Linked DNA regions of Homo sapiens: region 2 is linked to region 1. Evidence: read pairs that join two places in POLR2A ChIA-PET (ENCODE). Cell type or tissue: CD4-positive, alpha-beta T cell. All regions are shown on one strand. Each heading gives the region's core, and the rest is flanking DNA. Links, peaks and the distances in the headings are about the cores only.

Evidence for each region. Peaks named below come from ENCODE experiments on the same cell type or tissue, not always from the same donor. Only the 100,000 strongest peaks of a DNase experiment are listed, where the experiment ranks them.
Region 2: POLR2A ChIA-PET joins it to region 1 with 5 read pairs; 18 of 35 experiments call an interaction of 5 or more read pairs at or near these places.

The regions. Positions count from the first base shown.
Region 1 is chr12:53,292,569-53,297,934 of GRCh38, forward strand. ESPL1 (extra spindle pole bodies like 1, separase) reads left to right here. Exons shown (of 31, transcript NM_012291.5): 29 at 6-89; 30 at 238-402; 31 at 705-1,070. The coding sequence ends at 906. It overlaps PFDN5 (prefoldin subunit 5), which reads left to right and starts at 2,974. Exons shown (of 6, transcript NM_002624.4): 1 at 2,974-3,071; 2 at 3,271-3,373; 3 at 3,676-3,707; 4 at 5,282-5,356. The coding sequence starts at 3,000. RefSeq lists enhancers at 2,657-3,196, 2,682-3,881. In CD4-positive, alpha-beta T cell, for the core only: no CTCF peak of the experiment used is centred there; a DNase peak (open chromatin) is centred at 2,923; H3K4me3 peaks cover 1,538 bases; H3K27ac peaks cover 1,950 bases.
Region 2 is chr12:53,489,421-53,494,786 of GRCh38, forward strand. All of the region lies in intron 1 of MAP3K12 (mitogen-activated protein kinase kinase kinase 12), which reads right to left. Among named protein-coding and RNA genes, the nearest start is that of MAP3K12, 7.4 kb to the right of the region's middle. RefSeq lists a silencer at 3,458-3,707. In CD4-positive, alpha-beta T cell, for the core only: no CTCF peak of the experiment used is centred there; DNase peaks (open chromatin) are centred at 2,931 and 3,771; H3K4me3 peaks cover 1,281 bases; H3K27ac peaks cover 2,413 bases.

The DNA of each region.
Region 1 (5,366 bases), core at 286-5,285:
TGCAGTGAAGCTGGCTGGAGAGGAGTGGTTGGGGAGGTGCCAAGACCTGAACAGGTGCAGGAAGCCCTGACAAAGCATGATTTGTATATGTGAGTGCTTAAGGCAGGGATGTGGGGAGAGGGGCAGTCCTGAGGATGGTATCACCATGGGTTGCTTTGGGACTTGAGAGCCTCTGAAGACACAGGCAGAGGCCAGGTATTACTAGCTCAAGACTCATCTCACCTCCTTCTGCCTTAGCTATGCAGGGCATGGGGCTGGTGCCCGCTTCCTTGATGGGCAGGCTGTCCTGCGGCTGAGCTGTCGGGCAGTGGCCCTGCTGTTTGGCTGTAGCAGTGCGGCCCTGGCTGTGCGTGGAAACCTGGAGGGGGCTGGCATCGTGCTCAAGTACATCATGGCTGGTTGGTGAGTCTCCAAGGGCAAGACCCATCCTAGGGCATTAGGACTCCTGCCCTCACCCCAGGTTCTTTCCCAGGTCTGAATCTTGCCTCTCTTGTGCCCCATTTTCCTCCTATCCTAGTTAGTTCCCTGGCATGCCTGGACCATTAACCCTTAGCTCCCTTCTGTTCTTCTCTTGTAACCAAGGGCCAAAGGAGTTTCTCATTGGTTCAATCCTCTCCACTCACCCACCCCCACCACCAATGGTGTTTTCCTATGTATTCTGTTTTAGAGCCCTTACTTTGTATTTCCTCCTTTTCTTTTCCCAGCCCCTTGTTTCTGGGTAATCTCTGGGATGTGACTGACCGCGACATTGACCGCTACACGGAAGCTCTGCTGCAAGGCTGGCTTGGAGCAGGCCCAGGGGCCCCCCTTCTCTACTATGTAAACCAGGCCCGCCAAGCTCCCCGACTCAAGTATCTTATTGGGGCTGCACCTATAGCCTATGGCTTGCCTGTCTCTCTGCGGTAACCCCATGGAGCTGTCTTATTGATGCTAGAAGCCTCATAACTGTTCTACCTCCAAGGTTAGATTTAATCCTTAGGATAACTCTTTTAAAGTGATTTTCCCCAGTGTTTTATATGAAACATTTCCTTTTGATTTAACCTCAGTATAATAAAGATACATCATTTAAACCCTGTTTTGCGTAGTTTATCTGAGAACATTTAAAGACACGGCATGACTGCCCCCTTCCTACTATGTGGTACTGTAAGCTGACAGGAACAGGTTACAGCAGATCAAGTTTGAGTGCTTGGGGAAGAAAGGCAAAGACACAGGACAAAGCCTGCTGGGCCTGGCTGGGCCTCAGCAGACAAATCTGGAGGAGAAAGGGGCATCAAAATGCTAAGTAGAGACAGGCCCAAGGAAGGGTAGTGATAGACCCTTTGAGAGTGTTTTGGCCAGGTACCATCCGTCCGTCCTGTCTTCCTGCCGCAGGTATCTTTGGAGTGGCACTAGTGTTTTGTTTTTTGTTTTTGTTTTTTTTTGAGACAGAGTCTTGCTCTGTTGCCCATGCTGGAGTGCAGTGGCGCAATCTCGGCTCACTGCAACCTCTGCCTGCTGGGTTCAAGCGATTCTCCTGCCTCAGCCTCCTGAGTAGCTGGAACTACAGGCACATGCCGCCACGTCCCACTAATTTTTGCATTTTTAGTAGAGACAGGGTTTCACCATATTGGCCAGGCTGGTCTCGAACTCCTGACCTTGTGATCCACCCTCCTCAGCCTCCCAAAGTGCTGGGATTACAGGCGTGAGCCACCGCGCCCAGCCATGGCACTAGTTTTAATGCCTCAGTTGCCCTGCCTGCCTCCTAAGTAGATGTTAAAGGCTACTGCTGTCTGCCCATGTACACCTGTTACACTTACCAATGTGTAACTTTAGCAGTAGAGTCTGTGGATCTGTGGAGTTCTAGTGTGGTTTTTCTCTCCAATTGTTAAGCTCAAGGGAAGCAAGTATCTTACACTCTCACGTATCCCTCACATACAGCACATGGTAAAACCTTTTTTTTTTTGAGACAGAGTCTAGCTCTGTTGCTAGTGTGCACAATCACAGCCTACTGCAGCCTCAACTCTCCAGCTCAAGCGATCCTCCCACCTCAGCCTCCCATGTAGCTGGGACTACAGGCGTGTGCCACCAGCCCGGCTAATTTTTGTATTTTTTGTGGAGACGGGGTGTCGCCGTGTTGCCCAAGCTGGTCTCAAACTCCTGGGCTCAAGCAATCTGTCCTTCTCGGCCTCCCAAAGTGCTGGGATTGCAGGCGTGAGCCACCATGCCCGGCCAAAATATTTTATTGATTAATTTGTGCTGTACTTGGTTGACAATGGCGCTTCCTTGCTGTTCTCCCACCACCTCACTGGCAACGGGTGATAAACCCTTTTTCAGATCCTACTACGTGTCAGCCTACTTCCGGCTGGGGGAAGATGGTTATAGCGAGAGGGGAAGAATTGGTTCAGTGATGAGAACATGGTTGGTTCCTGCCTTCGACAAGCTTTCAATCTAATGCCTGTTTTTTTCCAAGGACAATTCAGAACGGTCTGACAAGGGATTTTTTTTTTTTTCCTGCCTTTCGGCCTCAGAGGCCATCTGGGAAAAAGAGTTTAGAATTTCCCTGCCATTTCCATGCCGTGCTGGGAGGAACATTTGAAATCGGGCCTGGCGGGGTACCAGCAGGCAGCAATAGCAAGCGGGGTGGAGAGGAGCAGGGCCAGGCCCCCGAGCCGTCGCCATGGCAATCCAGCCTGCTTTCCAGTAGCTTATACCACCCACGTGGAGTAGCATACACTACTTTGTAATATCGTGGTTGTGTCGTGAGAACTTTAAGATTTTGCAGTTCCTTGTAGGCAGGAGTCCTGTTTGCTGCTACTTTACAATACTAGGCTTAAGACATTTTATGAAATGAACTCACACAACAGTCTCTGAGAGGCTCAAGCCCCTCCTTCCCTTCCGGGACGGAGGATCATAGAGCTGTCTGGCGCAGCGAGGCCTCCCGGCGCCACCGAGACGCGCAGAGGACGGCTAGAGCGTTGCTCGCCGAGAGACTTCCTCTTCGTTAAGTCGGCCTTCCCAACATGGCGCAGTCTATTAACATCACGGAGCTGAATCTGCCGCAGCTAGAAATGCTCAAGAACCAGCTGGACCAGGTGGGGACGGGCCCCAGAGGCACCTCTTTCCTGCTCTACATCCCCCTTGCCCACGCGTACTTCTCGCGCCCGGTTCCAAGTTGGCAGCCTACCTTTCCCAGGCGAAACCTCTATCCGATCCCAGGACCTGCCCCCTCCCCGGCCGCGCTCCTTTCTCCCCTTAGTCCTCTCATTGACCCGCTATCCCGGTCCTCTGTAGGAAGTGGAGTTCTTGTCCACGTCCATTGCTCAGCTCAAAGTGGTACAGACCAAGTATGTGGAAGCCAAGGACTGTCTGAACGTGCTGAACAAGAGCAACGAGGGTATGGGGTAGGCGGGTGAGGGTAACCTAAAGTGGCGAACCTGCTTCTCTCGTCCCACCTCCTAACCCAGTTTTTCTTACCTGAAACGAGAAAATCCATTACATATCGTATACCGCTTCATGAACCCTTTGCATGTTGCCTGCCTAGAATTGAAAAGTACAGGACATTCCTCTGCTCCTATTGCCCCTGTTTCCGTTCTTTTCACACTGTCTGTGGGTGCTGTGCCCTGTTGGAACTCTCTTTAACGTCTTACGTTGGAGCCGCTAACCTTCCCCAGGTGTTTGTCTTCATTGCTTTCACAGGGAAAGAATTACTCGTCCCACTGACGAGTTCTGTATCCTTTCCACAGGAACGGCTACCTGCTGCCTTCTCCCTTTCTCCTTCACTCCCCCAAAAAGCGGGGAGGGGGATTGTTTTGATTACTTCAGATTACCCTCTCCTCACAATGATTTTGAGGATACCCTTTTTTTTTTTCTTTCTTTTTTGAGACGGAATTTCGCTCTGTCGCCCAGGCTGGAGCGCAATGGTGAGATCTTGGCTTACTGCAACCTCCGCCTCCCGAGTTCAAGAGATTCTTCTGCCTCAGTCTCCCGAGTAGCTGGGACTTTAGGTACGCGCCACCACGACCGGCTAATTTTTGTATTAATAGTAGAGTTGGGGGTTTCACCATATTGGCCAGGCTAGTCTCGAACTCCTGACCTCGTGATCCGCCTGCCTCGGCCTCCCAAAGTGCTAGGATTACATTACAGGCGTGAGCCACTGCCCCCGGCCAAGAATACTCTTATTACACACTTTGTAGCTCTTTTATCTGACTTCACACCAACATCCAGCTAATGTCTTGTGAACACCAAGGAGTATGTATAGTTGAGATGTAATATTTCCCTTTGCTGTTTGAGAACATTAATATGGAGATAAAGCTGGTGGTTTACACTTTGCTAATATCTTAGAAGATACAGGCAATAGACAAAAATAGGAGGATATAGAAACAGGGAGCTTGGCTCTGTTAATCTTCAACTTCAGCTTAATTGTGGCTCATTTCTAAACTGTCACTAAGAAACCTGGATTGTGTTCACTTGTTCAGTGTTTTATTTGAATGAGCAAGTTATGGCAGTAGGGCATCTTTAATCTGTAGTCTCAGAACTGACAGGCTAAAAGGAACACAGGAATAGTAGTGTGTAGTAGGGAATGGTTTAAAAAAAAAAATTAGCCAGGCACAGTGGTTCACGCCTGTAATCCCAGCACTTTGGGAGGCCAAGGCTGGCAGATCACCTGAGGTCAGGAGTTAGAGATCGGTCTGGCCAACATGGTGAAACCCTGTCTTTACTAAATATACAAAAATTAGCCAGGCGTGGTGGCACATGCTTGTAATCCCAGCTACTCCGGCGACTGAGACAGGAGAATTGCTTTAACCCGAGAGGCAGAGGTTGCAGTGAGCCGATAGCGGGCAATTGCACTCCAACCTGGGCGATAGAGCGAGACTCTGTCTCAGAAAGCAAAAAACAAACAAAACATTGACTTTGTCAGGAATTAGCTACTTCATGATTGAGGGCATTAAGGGAAATGAGGCTGGCTTTTTACTTGTAGTACTCTACAACAGTAGGAAAACATGTCTAGTCTTTCTGGAGGGGCTAATGGGAAGAATTGCAAGAACTGCTTAGAGAGTGAGAGATGGGATGAGGCAGGACAAGAGGGTGTTCCAGCATACATCATTTTCTCCTTAAAGAACCAACTTCTCTGTCTTCTTTCCATTTGGAGTTATAGGTATTGTTCTAAGGCCTCCAGATTATTCAGTCCTTATGCCTTGTAGCTTTTTGGAAAAAGAGGGTCTTTGGAGGCCAAGCAGGCTGGCTGGCGGAATCATGGCTCATGCTGGGCTGGCTAGTTTTTCCCTTAATTCTTGCTTCTCAGATGTATGTCCCTGGGAAGCTGCATGATGTGGAACACGTGCTCATCGATGTGGGAACTGGGTACTATGTAGAGAAGGTGAGTGAGA
Region 2 (5,366 bases), core at 243-5,242, 200 kb after region 1:
AGGAATAAACTGGCTGTCACTAAGGCACAGCAAACCCTTAATCCTACACCAGACTTGTCCAGAACTTGGCCCCAGGCGCCATGCTGGTCTCCCAACTCACTCCACACTTGTCAGTTACCAGATCCTGAGATTTGAAGATTCCCAAGAACAAGCATCCCTCTAATTGTTCCTCATAGCTAGCAGGGTCCTTCCATGAGCCCCTGGGTTAGTCTGGAAATGATTGCCATACATTCTGAATTGCAGTGGGGGAGGAGTGGCAGGAATCTCTACATCTAGAAGGGTTCAGTAGATGATTACACAGGCACACAAGGAGGCTTGGGAAACTCTGATAGTTCTTGTAATAATTACCAGGCCTTTCCCTTGAAGACTTTTTCCTGGGGGGTGAGGGTGGTAGGCCTGGAATCAGCATATTTAACAAGCACCCTAGATTTGTAAAGCTCTAACCCAGTGCATGCTATTTTCCAGTCCCACTGTTACTGCCTTAGTTCAACCCTCATTAGCTGTCCTCACCTGGCCCAGGACAGCTGGTCTCCAAGTGCCCTCCCTAACCCCAATTCTCCACCCAGCTCCTTCAGAAGGATCTTTCTAAAACAGATTGGGGGCCAGGTGTGGTGGCTCATGCCTGTAATACCAACACTTTGGGAGGCTGAGGCAGGCGGACCACCTGAGGTCAGGAGTTTGAGACCAGACTGGCCAACATGGTGAAACCCCGTCTCTACTAAAAATCTCCAAAATTAGCCGGCCGTGGTGGTGGGCACCTGTAGTCCCAGCTACTCAGGAGGCTGAGGCACGAGAATTGCTTGAATCTGGGAGGAGGAGGTTGCAGTGAGCCGAGATCACGCCACTGTACTCCAGCCTGGGTGACAGAACAAGACTGTGTCTCAACAACAACAAAAAACAGATTGGGCCAGGCATGGTGGCTCACACCTTTAATCCCAGAAATTTGAGGGGCCAAGGCAGGTGGATCACTGAAGCCTGGAAGTTCAAGACCAGTCTGGGCAACATGGTGAAAAGCCATCTCTACAAAAATATAAAAATTAGCCGGCCAGGCACAGTGGCTCATGCCTGTAATCCCAGCACTCTGGGAGGCCGAGGCGGGCGGATCACGAGGTCAGGAGATCGAGACCATGCTGGCTAACACGGTGAAACCCTGTCTACTAAAAAATACAAAAAATTAGCCGTGTGTGGTGGCAGGCGCCTGTAGTCCCAGCTACTCGGGAGGCTGAGGCAGAAGAATGGCATGAACATGGGAGGTGGAGGTTGAGCAGTGAGCCGAGATCGCACCACTGCACTCCAGCCTGGGCAACAGAGTGAGACTCCATCTCAAAAAAAAAAAAAAAATTAGCTGAGTGTGGTGATGTGCACCTTTAGTTCCAGCTACTCAGGAGTCTGAGGTGGGAGGATACCTTGAGCCTGGGAGGGTGAAGCTGCAGTGAGCAGTGATTGCACCACTGAACTGCAGCCTGAGCGACAGAGCGAGACCTTGTCACAAAAGAAAAAACAACCACCCCCACCAACAAACTTGGCCACGTCGGGTTTTTGAACCAGGACACCCAATGATAATGGCTAACTTAAGGAAGGCTTACGGCTGGGCGTAGTGGCTCACGCCTGTAATCTAGCACTTTCGGAGGCTGAGACAGGAGGATTGCTTGAGCTCAGGAGTTCGAGACCAGCCTGGGCAACACGGTGCAACCCCGTCTCTACTAAAATACAAAAAATTAGCCAGGTGGGGCGGCGGTCGCCTGTAGTCCCAGCTACTCGGGAGGCTGAAGCAGGAGAATCACTTGAACCCGGGAGGCGGAAGTTGCAGTGAGCCAAGATCACGCCATTGCACTCCAGCCTGGGCGACAGAGTGAGACTCTGTCTCAAAAAAAAAAAAAAAAAAGAAAAGAAAAGAAAAACAGGCTTACTAAGTATGTTAGCTTCTGGTAAAGGTGCATTAGCACTTTGCATATTTAATCCTCAAAACTGTAAGCTGGGCATTATTAGCCCCGTTTTACAGACTAAGGCATAGAGGTTTTTTTTTTTTTTGAGATGGAGTCTTGCACTGTCACCCAGGCTGGAGCTCAGTGGCACGATCTCCGCTCACTGCAAGCTCTGCCTTCCGGGTTCACACCATTCTCCTGCCTCGGCCTCCCGAGTAGCTGGGACTACAGGCGCCCGCCACGACGCCCGGCTAATTTTTTCTGTGTTTAGTAGAGACCGGGTTTCACCGTGTTAGCCAGGATAGTCTCGATCTCCTGACCTCATGATCCGCCCATCTCGGCCTCCCAAAGTGCTGGGATTACAGGCGTGAGCCACCGCGCCCGGCAGGCATAGAGGTATTAAATAATCTGCCCACAGGGCCATAGCTATTAAGAAGCTCAAGCTCTGCTGGGCGCAGTGGCTCACGCCTGTAATCCCAGCACTCTGGGAAGCCGAGGTGGGCGGATCGCTTGAGCTCGGGAGTTTGAGACCAGCCTGGGGAACATGGGGAGAGCCTGTCTCTGCTACAAATACAAAAAATTAGCTGGGCGTGGTGGCGCATGCCTGTGGTCCCAGCTACTTGAGAGGCTAAGGTGGGAGAATCGCTTGAGCCCAGGAGGTGGAGGTTGCAGTGAGCCGAGATTGTGCCACTGCACTCTAGCCTGGGTGACAGAGCAAGACTCTGTTTCAAAAAAAAAAAAAAAAAGAAGAAGAAGAAAAAGAAGCTCAAGCTTCACCCCCAGCCTGGAAGGCGCTTCTCATCTCTATCCAGGTGTCACTTTATCCTGGACGTCCTTCTTTCCTGATCCGCTCTAGGTTAATGCGCCTTCTGGGCTGACACAGCCCCACTATGCGTCCTCTATCATGGTTCCCATTATACTGGACGGACAATGTAGTCGGGCGTCTGGCTCCTTTGAGAGCCTGGACAGCCTTTAGAGAGATGACTTCGCATCACAAGGGAACCATGGCTTGCAACAGCACCTGGCACGCAGAAGGTGCTCGGTAAGGTGGAACCACTGCTCTACTCACCCCGGAGGATCGCCTTAAGCCCCGCACACTCTCTCTGCGCGCGCGCGCGCGCGCAAACACACACACAAAACTAGCTCCCTGAATCCTCAGAAGAGCCAGGTGAAGGAGGTACTACTGGTCCCATTATATTCTTGAGAGAACTGAGGCCCAGAAAGCACAAATCACACTAAAGTTCAGCTTCCAAATCCCCAACATATCCCACGCGTTATTTGTGGCTTCAAGAGGTAAGGTGTAGGTTGCAATGCAAATTACAGACAAACACAGACCAAGCAAAGTGCCAACATATGGGAGAATTTCGTCTGGAGGACCCAAGGGATTTTGCCTGCCCCCCAACCTCCCTCCCCGCCCCCACCACCTCCCACTCCGCCGCAACCCCGGGCTTCGCTTCTGGACCACCCAGAAACAAGGCCCAAGACTCTGGGACGCTCTCGCCTGGCAGGCCAGGAGGGAGGGATGGCGGGATTGGAGCCCTCGGGGAGGAGCCGGGGCCGTGCCCTGGACAGCTTGGTCACCAGCAATGGAAGGACGAAGCCCAAGTCAGGACCGCTGAAAGTGGGGAGGAAGGGGTTACGGCCACAGCGCCCCCTCCCCCTTCCCGACCTCCTTCCCGGCCGTCACGTGGCGCGTGGCTGGGGCGGGGGCCGCGGCGGCGGAAGGGGGTGGTCCGGGTGGGGAAAGGGAAGGGACACGGCCGGCTGGGGGAAGCGCTGGGCGCTGCGGCGTAACCATGACGACTGGGCCTGAGGCGGCGCGTGAAGTCACCAGGACAAGATTAGCCCCGGATCACGTGAGCGCGACGTGGGGGCGGGGCTGTGCCTGGGCCCCGCCCCTGACCTGGGCCGGCCCAGGTGGCTGGTTGCCGGGATGGCTGCGAGGATCTTAGGTGCGGACCCCCACCCAGCGGTCTGCCCCATCTGTGTTCCCTTCCTTCCCCTGCCCCCGCATGCAGAGAGATCTTCGGCTGAGGCGTCTGGTGTTGGCAGGAGGGGACTTGTGGGGTTGGCATTGGGGGTGCAGTACCACAGGGAAGGAAAGCAGGAAATGAGAGAAAGGGAGACAGGGCACAGAAAAGGCGAAAGGTACAGCTAGGAAGGAGGAAGGAGCTGAGACATATACAGACACCGGAGCAGCGTCAAGCGGAGTCAACCCCGAGAAGGATGGCTTGAAAAGCTGTTTGGAAAAGCAGAGGACCCTGAGAAAATGGAGATGAAAGGGGAGTGAGAAACACGGAGAACACCCATCTCCTTTTCTGTCTAGAAGCCGAGCTTTGAGTAGGCACAGCACCTGGCTTTTTAAAGGAATTTTTCAGCCGTCATCTGGTTGTTTGACGACTAGGTGGTTTAGGCATAGAAAGGGTGACATGCTCAGAGACACTTGCAGCCAGCCGAGCCTCCCTCCAGTTCACCAGGCTTCCCCAGAGGCCCTTCTGGTATCCAGGGCCAGCAGCTGGGGAGAGAAGGAGAGAAGCCATTTCACCTGTTTGTCTTTTACGGTAGTGGGGATAGCTGAAGAAGTAGGAGATGGGACCAAGGGAAAGATCTCAGGCTAGTTGACGGCTCTTCCACATTGACCTGGAGTGAGGGAAAGCTGCTGCCCCTGGGAGCTATAGTAAAGTGGAGATTCCTCTCTCCCAACACACACACACATACCCCTTTTTGTTTCCTTTATTTCTGACCTGCCAGCTGTGTCCCACTGCCCCCTGGCTGGGCCTTGGCGCCAGAGCTTTGGAGGGGCGTCTAGGATGGCTAGGAGCCCCTGGCCCAGACGTTCAGTCACCCTGGGGGAGGGTAGCTGTCTCTCCGTTATCAATTATGCAGAGCATGGGGGAAGGGCAGCAATGTGACAGGAGGGTGGGTCTCTCTGTCACTCACTGTCAACCATATCTACCAAGTGTTGATGGTGCTTCTGCCTCACATTGGGTGAGGGGACAGAATGATCTCTAAGCCATACATGTGCCAGGGGAGGAGGCTCTTTGGACACCCAACAGGCCCTAATTCAGTGCTTTGCTGGTGGCCCCAAAGTGACTCCATAAGGAGGCTACAGGGTAGAGTGGGGTAGGAAGTCACCCCCCATCTATCCCACCTTCTAGGTTCTCTGGCCTGAGATTTTGGAAGCCTGTGGCAGGTAAACTCTCTGAATTCTCTCTAGCTCCTTCTTGTATAACAGCAGAATGTCAATGCTAAGCTGTTTGGTGGTCTTAGGGGCTCAGTTCAGAGGCCAGGTCATCTGCCTAAATCTTGGGCTCTCACACTGAGTGCTCTCCACTGTCTGAGACCTCATTTTTTTACTCAGGAAAAGGAGAATGATTCCCTTTCTCTCGTGAGTGGGGGTAGGAAGGGGAGTCTTCAAAGGGAAAGGAGACCCAAGACTTT